2 separate regions of the Homo sapiens genome follow, and region 2 is linked to region 1. Evidence: chromatin contacts called from ENCODE Hi-C or POLR2A ChIA-PET data. All regions are on one chromosome and are shown on one strand. The core of a region is the stretch at or near the end of the contact, and the rest is flanking DNA. Distances in the headings are between cores, read along the strand shown.

Evidence for each region. Hi-C counts contacts between places; a loop is a spot of excess contacts on that map. ChIA-PET counts read pairs that join two places held with the same protein, here RNA polymerase II (POLR2A). Pooled maps may share reads with other maps.
Region 2: POLR2A ChIA-PET joins it to region 1 with 13 read pairs in activated CD8-positive, alpha-beta memory T cell. The contact joins two enhancer-like sites. A Hi-C loop is called at or near these places in 1 of 168 maps with a recorded cell type or tissue (heart left ventricle) and 2 of 50 pooled maps. POLR2A ChIA-PET finds 5 or more read pairs at or near these places in 3 of 52 experiments (A549, OCI-LY7 and activated CD8-positive, alpha-beta memory T cell).

What each region holds. Positions count from the first base shown.
Region 1 is chr15:101,004,177-101,010,580 of GRCh38, forward strand. LRRK1 (leucine rich repeat kinase 1) reads left to right here. Exons shown (of 34, transcript NM_024652.6): 7 at 4,661-4,887; 8 at 6,274-6,401. Among named protein-coding and RNA genes, the nearest start is that of LRRK1, 88 kb to the left of the region's middle. RefSeq lists enhancers at 2,808-3,102, 4,081-4,410. Within about 2 kb of position 4,360, at least 17 of the 41 ENCODE cell types and tissues checked have a DNase peak (open chromatin) inside an H3K27ac peak, as active enhancers do.
Region 2 is chr15:101,202,982-101,209,385 of GRCh38, forward strand. The region is part of intron 2 of CHSY1 (chondroitin sulfate synthase 1); the gene reads right to left. Among named protein-coding and RNA genes, the nearest start is that of CHSY1, 46 kb to the right of the region's middle. RefSeq lists a silencer at 2,748-2,913. Within about 2 kb of position 3,435, at least 9 of the 41 ENCODE cell types and tissues checked have a DNase peak (open chromatin) inside an H3K27ac peak, as active enhancers do.

The sequences.
Region 1 (6,404 bases), core at 3,110-5,609:
AGGAAGGCAAAGGGCATCGCTATAGATCAGAGGCTGCTCTGGGTGGGCAGGGAGAAGCTATGAAAGAGGCAGGAAGACATAAAGTTGGAAAAGTGGGTTGGAGCCAACTGGGGGGCTGTCAGGCTGCAAAGGAGGGACTTTGGATGTTCTGCTAAAGGCGGAGTGGGCTAGGGAGAGCTGAAAGGTCTTGCGCAGACTTTGATATTTCAGGATGATTGATCTGGTAAGAAGTGCACAGAGTGGATAGCTTGCAGGTCTTGGTGGCTTGAATCTCTTCAGCTCACAAACACTGATTTAGTGTCTGCTGCATAGTGGGTATGAGGTTGAGCTGCAGAGGCAGCCAGGCAGGGCTCTGCACTGTGGGGTGTGCAGTCCGGGTTCCGGTTGGCCATGCTGTCTGCCACAGCAAAAGAAATGTGGGCTGAGTCAGTGCCACACAGATCAGTGGAGAGGTTAATACAAAGTGTCTCAAGCTGAACAGAGCCCAAAAAAGTGCTCACCTCCACTGCGGCTTGCCCAGAGTCCACGTGGAGTTAGTTAAGCAGCCTGAGGCTGAGCCCCTGCTCCTTCTGCAGTTCAGGGCTCCAGCCCCAGCTCAGGGGATGTGGAGGAGGTGCTGAGAGGGAGGCTGCCATTGTAAGGACAGCCACACCTAAGCCCTTCCCCAAGGTATTTGTACCATAATTGGGTCATGTTACAGTAATAATTTGATTACTTGCTGTTGTTTTGTTTATTTTATGATGGTCCCCAGAGTTTTATTTAAAGATTTTCAATAGAGACTTAAGATTTGTTGTCAAAGCCAAAACCATAACCAGCCTCCCCTGCATCTTGCATTTGGCTGCCATTTCAGTTTGGGTACCAACCATTCCATACGGAAAGACCATAATGGCCACGCAGAGTGAGTGGAGAGGGTTGGATTGCAATCTGGACACCTTGATTCCATGTTCAGCTGTCTGGCCCTTGCCCCTGAGACCTGGGTGTGTCTCTGTGAATCCAGGAAGGAGAGGCAGACAGGCCCTGTGGAGCCTTTTTTGACTTGGCATTGCAAAGTCCACATGGTGACCTTCCTGTCAGCCTGTTGCTGGGCTGACTGTCATGCTTATCCAAAGACTCCTACCCAAAGGCCACTGTACTTTGCAAGACGACCACCGGAAACAATATTGGGACGAGAACTGACCTAGGCATCATCTGATCCAAGCCACTTATTTAACAGATTAAAAACAATGATAATGGAATGAAGAGTGATACAGTCGTGAATTGTGGATTATGGAAAGATGAGGGAAAAAAACCCCTTTGCTGCATTGAATTGGAGGCATCAGAACACACTCATGTTAAATACAGAGCTGTGTCCCATCAATGGGCTGAAAAGCAGTGACACCCCAGCGGTGATGAGCACACCTCACACCCAGATCTTGGTTTCTAAATACCAATTTTTGCTCAAGGGAATCAAGGCCTGGGCTTAGAAAGTACAAGAGGAGACTGGAAGATCTTGTTTTGCCGGGAAGTAAGGAGGCGTCCCAAAATTGACAGCGATATGTCACAGGAACACAGGGGGCTCTCTCCCACCCCAGTGGGGCTCCCCCTGGACAAATTGGGGATGACTTGGGTGTCAAAAAAATAATGATACTTGGGAAAAAAAAGAATCCATGAGTCCATAGTGATACTTAAACAGGTGAGGAGGCAATGCTTTTCTATACAGAAGAATGCCAGGTAATACATGTAGAAAGAAAGGTAGCTTTAGCAAAACTTTCTCATTGCAACCACCGTTGTACTAATTGATTCAGGCCAGGATCAGCAACGGAGGCTAAACCCATGGGGCAAAAGGATGCAGAAACACAGAATTGTCACATAGTCTCAGAATATCACCCCATAGATTGTGTACTAATCGCAAAGGGTATAATGTTAACCTTTACAAAGGAGGGACTGATAGACACCACCTTAACCATGAGACCAAACAGGGCACCACCTGTAGCAGGAACACCTAATATCAGGTGCCCCGGGTGGGGTTTAGTGGGAACCACTCAACTAGACTCTAAGGTTGTTGCCCAAAATAGCTAACTTTAATCTAAACTTTAGGAAAAACTTGAGTAAATTCAGATTATGGGATATTCTATAAGACAAGCAGTGAAACACACCAGCATCTGCCCCCGATGAAGAGGCTAAAAGTTGCAGGACTTAATGCAACGACAATGTGATAAAAAAAAAAAAAAAAAAAAGAAAAGGCATTAAAAGGTGTGAAGACTCTTCCAGATGAAAGAAAAGTAAAGAAACATACAGTGTAATGCAGTGTGTGATTGCAATGTCATGCAATTGTCAAGGGATCCCAGATCAGGACACAAAATAGTTATAAACCACATTTCTGGGATAATTGAGAATATTCTAACATGGGCTGTGAACTTAATAATATCGTATTGATGTTACACTTACTGAAAATGATAATTATACGGCTGTTGTGTAGAAAAATATTATTCTTCAGGGATACATGCTGAAGTATTTACGGGTGAAGCATCACGATGTATAATTTACTGGCAAATGATTCATCAAAACATAAAAAGCGTGTGTATTTGTGTGGAGAAAGAGGGGCAAAAGCCTATGTGACAGCGTTTTAACAATCAGTGAGTCGAGGTGGAGAGTGCACAGGTATTCACTGTGTCCTAGTGCAACTTTTCTGAAATTTAAAAAATTTTTCAAAATTAAAATGTGGGGAGTAAAATAGTAACAATCAAACAGGCCCAGGGCAATTGAGTGACTTGTCTTAAAAAATCAGCTCAGAATCTACCCTCCTGGCCTAAGATCCAGTGCCGCCCTTCCCTTTTCATCCATGTGAACAGAGAGACAGACAGACAGAGCGACAGAGTCCCTCATTCCTCTGGTTCAAAGACCGGACGGAGTGTTGAGGGGCGTAGGCCCAGTCTTTCCAAACTCCTGGAGTGGGCGGAGGAGGAGCTAAAGACAGGCGCTCATCGCCATCTGGTGGCCAAATAGGGATGCCCGTCACCTGCCGCCAATTTTTGAGGAATTCATCCCACGTTATTGGGACCTTTCTCGTAGCCTCTGCTTGTTACATTTTCCCATTTGCGAAGCACTAATTTTTGTTCATATTTCTGCTCCTCTAATTTTCCAATACGGATTTCCAGTTGCTTCGAAGAAACAGACCCAAAAGCAGATTTCTTCTCCCCAGAAACCTGATTGAGCCCAATATTCTTCGGTAATCAGGAAGAAAGAGCAAAGTCCTGCTCCCATATATTTCGCCAGGTCCCTTTGACCACCCCATGCCGGAAAACCGCTGGCCCTTCTGACTCCCTCTGGTGGAAATAAAGGAAGACCAGTGAGAAATGAGTGGAGCAAAGACATTTTGTTTAGCAGGACTTCAACGGCAAGAGCGCCAGCCACCAGGACTTGCGTGTGGCAGAGACCCACAGGCTGGCAGAGGAGCGGGAGCTTTCTAGTGGGACAAAGGGAAGGCCTCCGGGGCCTCCTGCCGGGAGGCCGTTGTCGTGGGGAAGCTGGGGGGCCTCGCTGCAGGCTGGGCATCCTATGGGATTGGTAGGGGTGCAAAGTTGGCTCTCTCGGGTTGGTCCTAAATGGAAAGTGAGGACAAAAATTAGAGAATCGGTCAGTTATTAACCAAGTCCTGGCCATTTTAGACTGACTTTTACGGAAATGATGGCTTAGCTTCCTGGGTTGTTACTAGAGATAAGAAGTGGCTCATGCCTGTAATTGCAGCACTTTGGGAGGCCAAGGTGGGTGGATTGCCCGAGGTCAGGAGTTTGAGACCAGCCTGAGCTCGACGAACATGGTGAAACACCGTCTCTAATAAAAACACAAAAATTAGCCGTGAGTGGTGGTGCAGCTACTGAGGAGGCTGAGGCAGGAGAATCGCTTGAACCCGGGAAGCGGCGGTTGCAGTGAGCCGAGATCGCACCACTGCACTCCAGCCTGGGCGACAGAGCGAGACTCCATCTCAAAAAAAAAAAAAAAAAAAAAAAAAAAAAAAAAAGAGGCTGGCCTCCTGCAAGAGACTGGCTTCCCGGGCTGTTTGCTATAGATAAAGAGGTTGGTTTCCTAGGCAGGTCACTGTGGGTCGTGGGCCAGAGTTCTGTTTTTTATATATTGTGTGGCCATCGTCTGTCTGTATCTCAGGCTCGCTCTGAAAGCAGCCTGTCCACCAAGCACCCTGGCGCGGTGCGGGCAGCTGCAGGCGGCAGCTCCTCTGATCACAGGAAAGGCCGCCTTGAAGGGAGGTCAGAGACTTGGGTTTGGGAGTCAGCTTTCTTCTCCAGTCTGGGGGAGGCGCCTGGACGCTTCAGCGGTCTCCTCTGTACGTGGACAATCCCGCCGCGCTCTTCCCTGTGAGCCGCCTCTTGAGGGGCGGCACTGAGCCCGCGCCCACCGGCGCCCTCTGGAGGTTGGAGGGTGACTTGCAGGCGCTGTGCACAGATTGCCTGTGAGACGCAGGTGCCGATGGGAACAGGTAGCTCTTCTGCACCCACCACCGTGGCAGGTGCCGGCGGCCGAGAAGGACATGTGCAGGCCTCTTGGGACCCGGGCTGGAGCAGGCACACAGACGCGCATTTGCATTAACCCTTGCTTTATTCCAAGCCCATGTGGGCCCTGAACTCACCCTCCACATGTGCTTTTCCTTTCTTTCCACCACCAGGCTCTCCGTGTGAAATGGTCCCATCTCAGACTGCCCTGGGTAGACCTAGACTGGCTCATAGACATCTCCTGCCAGATCACGGAGCTCGACCTTTCTGCCAACTGCCTGGCGACCCTCCCCTCGGTTATCCCCTGGGGCCTCATCAATCTCCGGAAGCTGAACCTCTCCGACAACCACCTGGGGGAGCTGCCTGGCGTGCAGTCATCGGACGAAATCATCTGTTCCAGGTGGCTCCCCGGGGTGTGACCGGAGCCGTGTGTGACCCCGCTGTCACCGTTGTGCTCCTGCACATGCTCCCGGGTTGTATTTTGTGGTTTTGGGGGAAAAATGTTCTGGCTAAAATAGGAGAAGGAGTTTTGCCTACCCTGAGGCAAGCCTCCCTTTCAGGTTAAAACAGAGAGGTTTAGAGAGATCATTTGTCTGGCCCAAGTTTACACAGCTCACCCGGGGACATGCGAATGCTTGCCTGAGATGCTTGTCTTGGTCCTGCCCAGGAATCAGATGAGGGCAGCCAAACCTTCCCACACTGGTGGATGCAATGGGGCTCTGAGGCACCAGCTTTTACTCTGCCTTCCAGGGAAAGTGGGAAGGGCCTCAGAGAAAGGGTTAACTCTGCAGGACTCTGGCAGCAGGTGGACAGTGTGGGCAGTCCAGGCTTGCTTCTTCTGGAGGCCTTGGAGGGAGACCTGAGCCTTACCCCTGAGCTTGCATGGAAGGAGGAATGACCTTAGTTGATTTCTTTATTTTTTATTTTTATTTTTATTTTTTTTGAGACGGAGTCTCACTCTGCTGCCCAACTGGAGTGCAGTGGCATAATCTCGGCTCATGGCAACCTGCAACTCCCTGGTTCAAGCAATTCTCCTGTCTCAGCCTCCCGAGTAACTGGGATTACAGGCACATGCCACCACACCCAGCTAATTTTTGTATTTTTAGTAGAGACGGGGTTTCACCGTGTTGGCCAGGATGGTCTTGACCTCCTGACCTCATGATCCGCCTGCCTCGGCCTCCCAAAGTGCTGAGATTACAGGCATGAGCCACCGCACCTGGCCTGATTTCTTTTGGACACATAACTGCAAGTCCTCATTCCATAAAGGGTTGAATCGATTTTTAAAATGAAAAACCAAGGCTCTAAGTGAAGCAAGAGTCAAGAATGTTGGAAAGAGCTTGGGGTAGGCATTAATCCATGGGACTCCCAAGTGAGAACGGGAAAGAAGCCTGCACACCAGAACTTAAAAAGCAAGTGCCGTCCAAGTGAGGCCCTTCACCTGGGCCAGATGGACAGGTCCAGAAGGTTCAAAGCCCTGCTCTGTGGTCTCAGCAGCTTTCAGGGAACCTACTCATTTTGCTATTACATGCCTGCGAAGGATTCGAATCCCTGTTGGTCAGTGGAGCCAGGGCCCACCGATGAGAGGTTTGTCTTTATCTACACAGGACACAGTAAGAGTTCTTCAAAAGAATTAAAAATCATATGCACTACATTTTCAATGCACACTCTTTAACCTTGCATGGGGAGAAAAAGAAAAAAAATACACCTCTTGGTTTATAGAAAAATATGTAAATTTGGTGTTTTCCCTCTTTATTCTGATGCCTGCCTTCCTTCTTCTCCATCGCAGGCTACTTGAAATTGACATTTCCAGCAACAAGTTGTCCCACCTCCCTCCTGGATTCTTGCACCTCTCAAAACTTCAAAAACTGACAGCTTCAAAAAATTGTTTAGAAAAATTGTTCGAAGAAGAAAATGGTA
Region 2 (6,404 bases), core at 2,185-4,684, 200 kb after region 1:
TACTTGTTTCCAGAGAAAAACATTACTAGTGCTGGTTAGCATATAAAAATAAAAATGTGACAATGGGATTCAGTAACGGCTATTTTCAAGTAAACAAACAAGAAAACAACCACAAATCAATTTTATTAACAACTGATTGCACCTAAAGCCAAGCTTTAAAGTAGAAATGCACTGGGTTGCAGAAACCACAAACCCCTGAAATAGGGGGGGTGAGGGAGTATAAAGGCAGCGTGGGCGCCCACAGCACAGCCAGTAGACCCTGTCCACAGTCCTGACAGGCATGGACCTTCTCCCTTTAGGCAGCCCACTCCACAGGTCAAGGCCACACATCCAAGTGTGCAGGAGGATAGAGGAAAAGAGACACACTAATTTCAATACAAAGGCTTCCCACAACTACAGTCATTCAAACTACTTCTAAGAATGGAGAAACAGAATTCTTCTAAGAATTACCAAAAGCCCCCATATACGGCTGCTCAACAATATCATCATTTGACAAACATCATTAATTCAAGTAAAAATCATGTGGATGATTAACTCATCATTAACTCAAGTAAAAATTAGTGGATGATGCTTACAGGAGGAATAGGATATCTCATGGCCTCAAAATATTTCCCTATAAGGTATTTATTAAATAACAAAGGCAAAAGTAGTGATTTTTACAGAGGAGAATCGTGGCAAGAGATCAAAGTTAACACTGCCTGTATGGATCATACACCGAAATCATGTGCTCCTGATGTGAGGCACTGAGGACACATCACGTAGCCTGGGGAAACATCAGATAAACCCAGACTGAAGGACAAATAACTACAAAATAACTCATCTGTACTTTTCAACAACGTCAAGGTCATGAACAGCAAAGACAAGGTCAAGGTTAAAGGGCACTTAAAGAGACATACCATATAAATGCTGCATGTGACCCTAGACTACACTCTGGAACACCTCAAGTTCTTTATTTTGCTATGAAGGACATTACTGGGACAACTGACAGAATATGACTAAACTCTGTAGATTACATAACTGTGCTGTATCAACGTTAATTTCCCTGATTTTGATTACTGCGTTGTGTTTATGTCAATGAATGACCTTGTTCTTAGGAAATACATACTGATTTAAGGGCAAAAAGAGCATTATATCTGCAACTTCCAAATGGTTCAGAAAAAACTAATGTAGGCCGGGCACAGTGGCTCACACCTGTAAATCCCAGCATTTTAGGAGGCCGAGGTGGGTGGATCAGCTGAGGTCAGGAGTTCGAGACTAGCCTGGCCAATATGGCGAAACCCCATCTCTACTAAAAATACAAAAATTAGCTGGGCGTGGTGGCGTGCACCTGTAATCCCAGCTACTCGGGAGGGTGAGGCAGGAGAATCACTTGAACCCGGGAGATGGAGGGTGCAGTGAGTCGAGATCGTGCCATTGCACTCTAGACTGGGCAGTAAGAGCGAAACTCCATCTCAAATAATAATAATAATAATAATAATAATAATAATAATGTACACTTATAGAGAAAATGATAAAGCTGATGTGGTAAATATTAATAATCAGGGAATTTGGGTGAAAGACTTATAGGAGTTTTCTATTAAGTTAAATTTTTTCAAAATAAAAATTGCCCCCCAAAAAACAGTGGTTAAAAATGACCATCCAGCTGGGCATGGTGGCTCACACCTGTAATCCCAGCACTTTGGGAGGCCAAGGTAGGCAGATCACTTGAGGACAGGGGTTCAAGACCAGCCTGACTGACATAATGAAACCCCATTTCTACTAAAACTACAAAAAATTAGCTGGGGATGGTGGCACACACCTATAATCCCAGCTGTTCAGGAGGCTGAGGCACAAGAATTGCTTGAACCCAGGAGCCGAAAGTTGCAGTGAGCCAAGGTCACACCACAGCATTCCAGCCTGGGCACTAGAACGAGACTCCATCCCCCCGCCACACACACAAAAAAGACCATCTGGCAGAGTTAAGAATACTGTCACTTGGCGAAGATCATAGTAACTAATTTTTCGCAATACTACATACTCTATCCACCAGCAAATCATGAAAGTATGGCTAACAGATTTCTAAACAGCTCTTTAACTACTCAGAGAGATTTTCAGAAGCATAAAGCAAGAAGTTTTTCCTCTGTAATCTATTTTTATTAAGCTTAAAGTTCTAATATTTTATCTTTTTTTTTCTTTTTTTAAAGTAATCAACATGGCAATACCTCATATGCTTGAGGTTTCCTGGACAAAACCCTATTACTATTTCTGTCTCTAATTCATCCTTTTTGCCTGCTGTGCTGTGGGCATGACATCAATTTATTATAACCAATAATTTCCAGTGCCTCCCAGTCACTAAATTGCCACCACACACACATGATTCAGAGGAAAGAAACTAGAACCAGCATACTCTTCAGTTGTTTAAGAAAAAGCCTGGTCTTTATATTTCCCCATTTATATAAACAAGCTAGTAATCAATTGACATAGACTCCACAATGTTTCCTGATAACTAGAGAAAACACACAGGTCTACCAGATGTTTATAGCTACTTGTGAAAAGACACATACCCAAACCTGAAGAGTACTGTGATCACAAAACTGAGCTTGATTTTTCTACTAACGACTATTAGTATTAGCAGCCTGACATTTAAACACACAAACCCATACATGCTTATTCTGCTCTAAGTGAAGAATTTTAATTTTGAAGATTGTTGGCCGGGCGTGGTGGCTCACACCTGTAATCCCAGTACTTTGGGAGGCTGAGGTGGGTGGATCACGAGATCAGGAGATCGAGACCATCCTGGATAAAACGGTGAAACCCCGTCTCTACTAAAAATACAAAAAATTAGCTGGGCGTGGTGGTGGGCGCCCGTAGTCCCAGCTACTCAGGGGGGCTGAGGCAGGAGAATGGCGTGAACCCAGGAGGCGGAGCTTGCAGTGAGCCGAGATAGCGCCACTACACTCCAGCCTGGGCGAAAGAGAGAGACTCCGTCTCAAAAAAAAAAAAAGAAGATTGTTTATTAATTTGCTCTACCCCATGATCCTGGTATGGTAGTGTTTTCTATTTCAAGTTCCTATAGACAGTAATACGCTCCATCACTAAGGCAGCAGGATTCCAGGACATTTGATTTTTGATATATGCTTCATAACGTTTGCAATACTAAATGAGAAGTTTAATTTCAAACTCCAATCTCTGTCTGCTCTCCTTTCTCTCCCCGGGTGAGCCTCTGAGGCGAGAGGTTTGATTCAGGAGATAAGACTAGGGCTGCACAGGCATGGTGTGCCTCGTGCGCCACGGAGTGAAACTAGACAGACAAGGGAAAACCCACCAGGTCTCGAGTCGGCAGGAGAACCAACGACCAGGTATTTGTTTCTAAAGACTCATATGATCCACTGAAGAGAACCACTGAGTCAGAGGCAGGGGTGGAGGTCGCAGTGAGGGAGGACATGGCACACTACCCACAGGCAGGGGTAGCAGCTCCCACTGTGGGGTTAGTCATCAGCTGGGGCTCTGAAGGCGGTGACGTGCTAAGTGACAGATCACCACCAAGATCCGTTTCCCATGAAAACACTTTGGAAAGAAGCTTTTATGTGGGCTCACTTTATACAAATAACACTTCAGAAAATAAACGAACACTCATTAAATTATGCACCAAAAGAAAGTAAACTGTGGAAGCTAGAAGAGACAGCAGTGTTAGATATTAATTAATAGGCTACAGAGAAGAAGAAATACATTTATCATCTGTGAGAAAACATGTAGGTTTGTCATTTTATTTTCCCTACACAGAAGCAGCCATAATGGCAGAGAGAGTGAACAAATATTCCCAGGGTTTTGGGGCACAGCCTAAAATAGTCCTCCAAAAAATACCAAATTTCTTTTCTCATTTTTAATCATAAAAATTCACACTAATTTGCAATGATACTCTAGGACACCCATGTTTATCTCATAAAAAAAGTCTCTCTCCCAGACCTCAGGTAAAATTAATGTTCTAGGAACGTATGCCACGCATTTCCACTGGCTATCCAGTACCACTCTCGCGTGTCAGCACATTCCAAAATTAGTTTAATTTAAAAGAAACAAGACCAAACAAAACAAAGCCAAAAGGAAACAAACAAAACCTAAAAGGGGAAAAATCCTACTAAGATAACTGAAACAAATATTGTCTAATATATTTCTCAGAAAGGGTCTACTCTTGACAAATGTTTTTTATATTAACACAGCATTTGCAGTCAAAAGAAAAATAAGCCACTCACTATCCAAAATGGGAATAAAAGTCTTTTCTTCTATACCTCATTTTTGGAAATAAAAAGTCTTTGGCTGAAAGCAAAGGAAAGAGTTACGTCCACATAACCCTTCAGAATGGGAAGAATCAGCGTCACCAAGTCTTCACTTCGCCAACTAACAACAGTATTTTAAAAATTGTTCATTCTGATTTTTAGAACCAACTCATGATGCTGGCTATCTGTGAACAACAATACCTTCTAGTATGTTATATAATATTTCATTTCAATGTTAACAGGATATTTTTCTTAAATTTCCAGGTGCCTCTCTCATATGCTCTGTATCTGTTAATTCATCAAACACTCAAGTGCCTCATATGTTAACCTCTAAATGGAATACAGAAATAATTAAGACAAGACCCAATCTACTAGAAAAAAAAAGTTGAATATTTGGCACAAATAAACACTCAAAGAAAATAGATCTTCCAGAATATACTATCCAAGCAAATATTCAGTCTTGCTAAATTTACCAACAGGTTTTTAAAATCCTCTGAGAATGAGGGCTGCGTTGCCATGTGACACAGGTAGTACCTGGAATCTAGTAACTAAAATTGAAAAGCTTATTTCAAGATGGAGTTAGGCTTCTTGCCCCTGCCCCACCCGTTGTCCTGAAGTAAAAAGCCACTAGTGGGGTCAAGCAAGATAGGGTCCCCAGATGGGGTGAGGGTGGGCTGGTGCAGTGGCCCAGCCTTGGGGCGTCAGGTAGGCCGCCAACCCTTGAGTTGAGTCACATAGGGAAGGCACCGGGAAGGAGGCATTGCAACAGAGGATTGCTCACTTACAGCGGAAACTGATGCAGTAAGTAAATGTGGCTGAGGCCAATGAGCAGCTAGATTTCTCAACTGTCAAATAAAGCAATTACAAATACAGAAAGGGAGAGAAGAGGAAGAACCCTTTGGGGTTGAAATGGGATTTGGAGTATCAGGGGGAACCCAAGGACACACACACACATGCACATTTTCCCCTGGTCAGCCCACTGCTCAGGAGTGGGCCAGCCAACACCCACAGCAACGAGCACACCCACAGTCTAGATCTTGGCTTCTAAATGTTTTCCACTAAAAAGAACCAGAGACTCTTCGAGAGATGGCAGACTGCAAGGCTAGGGCAGGGAAAAAATAACAGCCTGAAACATCTTAGTATGCCAGAAAGAAATTGCTCAAACAGTTATAGGGGCATATCAAAAAGATACAGAAGGCCAGTCATGGTGCCTCATGCCTGGAATCCCAGCACTTTGGGAACCCAAGGCGGGTGGATCATTTGAGGTCAGGAGTTCGAGACCAGCCTGACCAACATGGTGAAACCCCGTCTCTACTAAAAATACAAAAATTAGCCAGGTATGGTGGCGGACGCCTGTAATACCAACTACTCGGGAGGTAGAGGCATGAGAATTGCTTGAACCCAGGAGGCGGAGGTTGCAGTGAACCGAGATCGTGCCACTGCACTCCAGCCTGGGTGACAGAGCAAGGCTCCATCTCAAAAAAAAAAAAAAAAGAGATACAGAAGCCTGCAACAAACAGCAGCCACTGGACACGTCTAAGGTGATGTAAACATGGAAATGTATAATAATGGTAAGAGATTATAACTCATTAAATAAAATAGGAATACAAGAGTGTATACTCATACAAGCACACACATAAGTAAATGGGAAAAGGAACAAGCTTTTCCTTACTTTCAACTAATAAAAGTAGAAAGAATAACTGGATTAGAAAATCACCATTTAGCAACCATCACACTATTCATTTATTCTGCCAAGAAACATCAATTAATGCTAAAACTATTGGGGGTGGGAGTTTGATGAGGAACAGGATATTTACAGTCTCTCCACAATGACACTCACTAAATATAAAAAGACAGAGAGTAACTTTACAGTGGAGAAACCTGGCCAGGTTTTCCTAATCACTCTACCTTAGTTAAATGACCAAAGTTAATACTACCAATAACAGAGCAAACCAAAATCACAAACTGTTAGGATACAAAGAGAACACAGCAACGCTTCTGTAGTATCTGCACACTTGAACCTAATCATGAGAAAATAAATGCAAACTGATAAACATTCCACTGGTCTGTAAGCTCCAGAAGTGTCAAGGTCATAAAAATCAAGAAAAGGATGGAGACCTGTTTCAGACTGAAAGTGACTAAGGACATAAT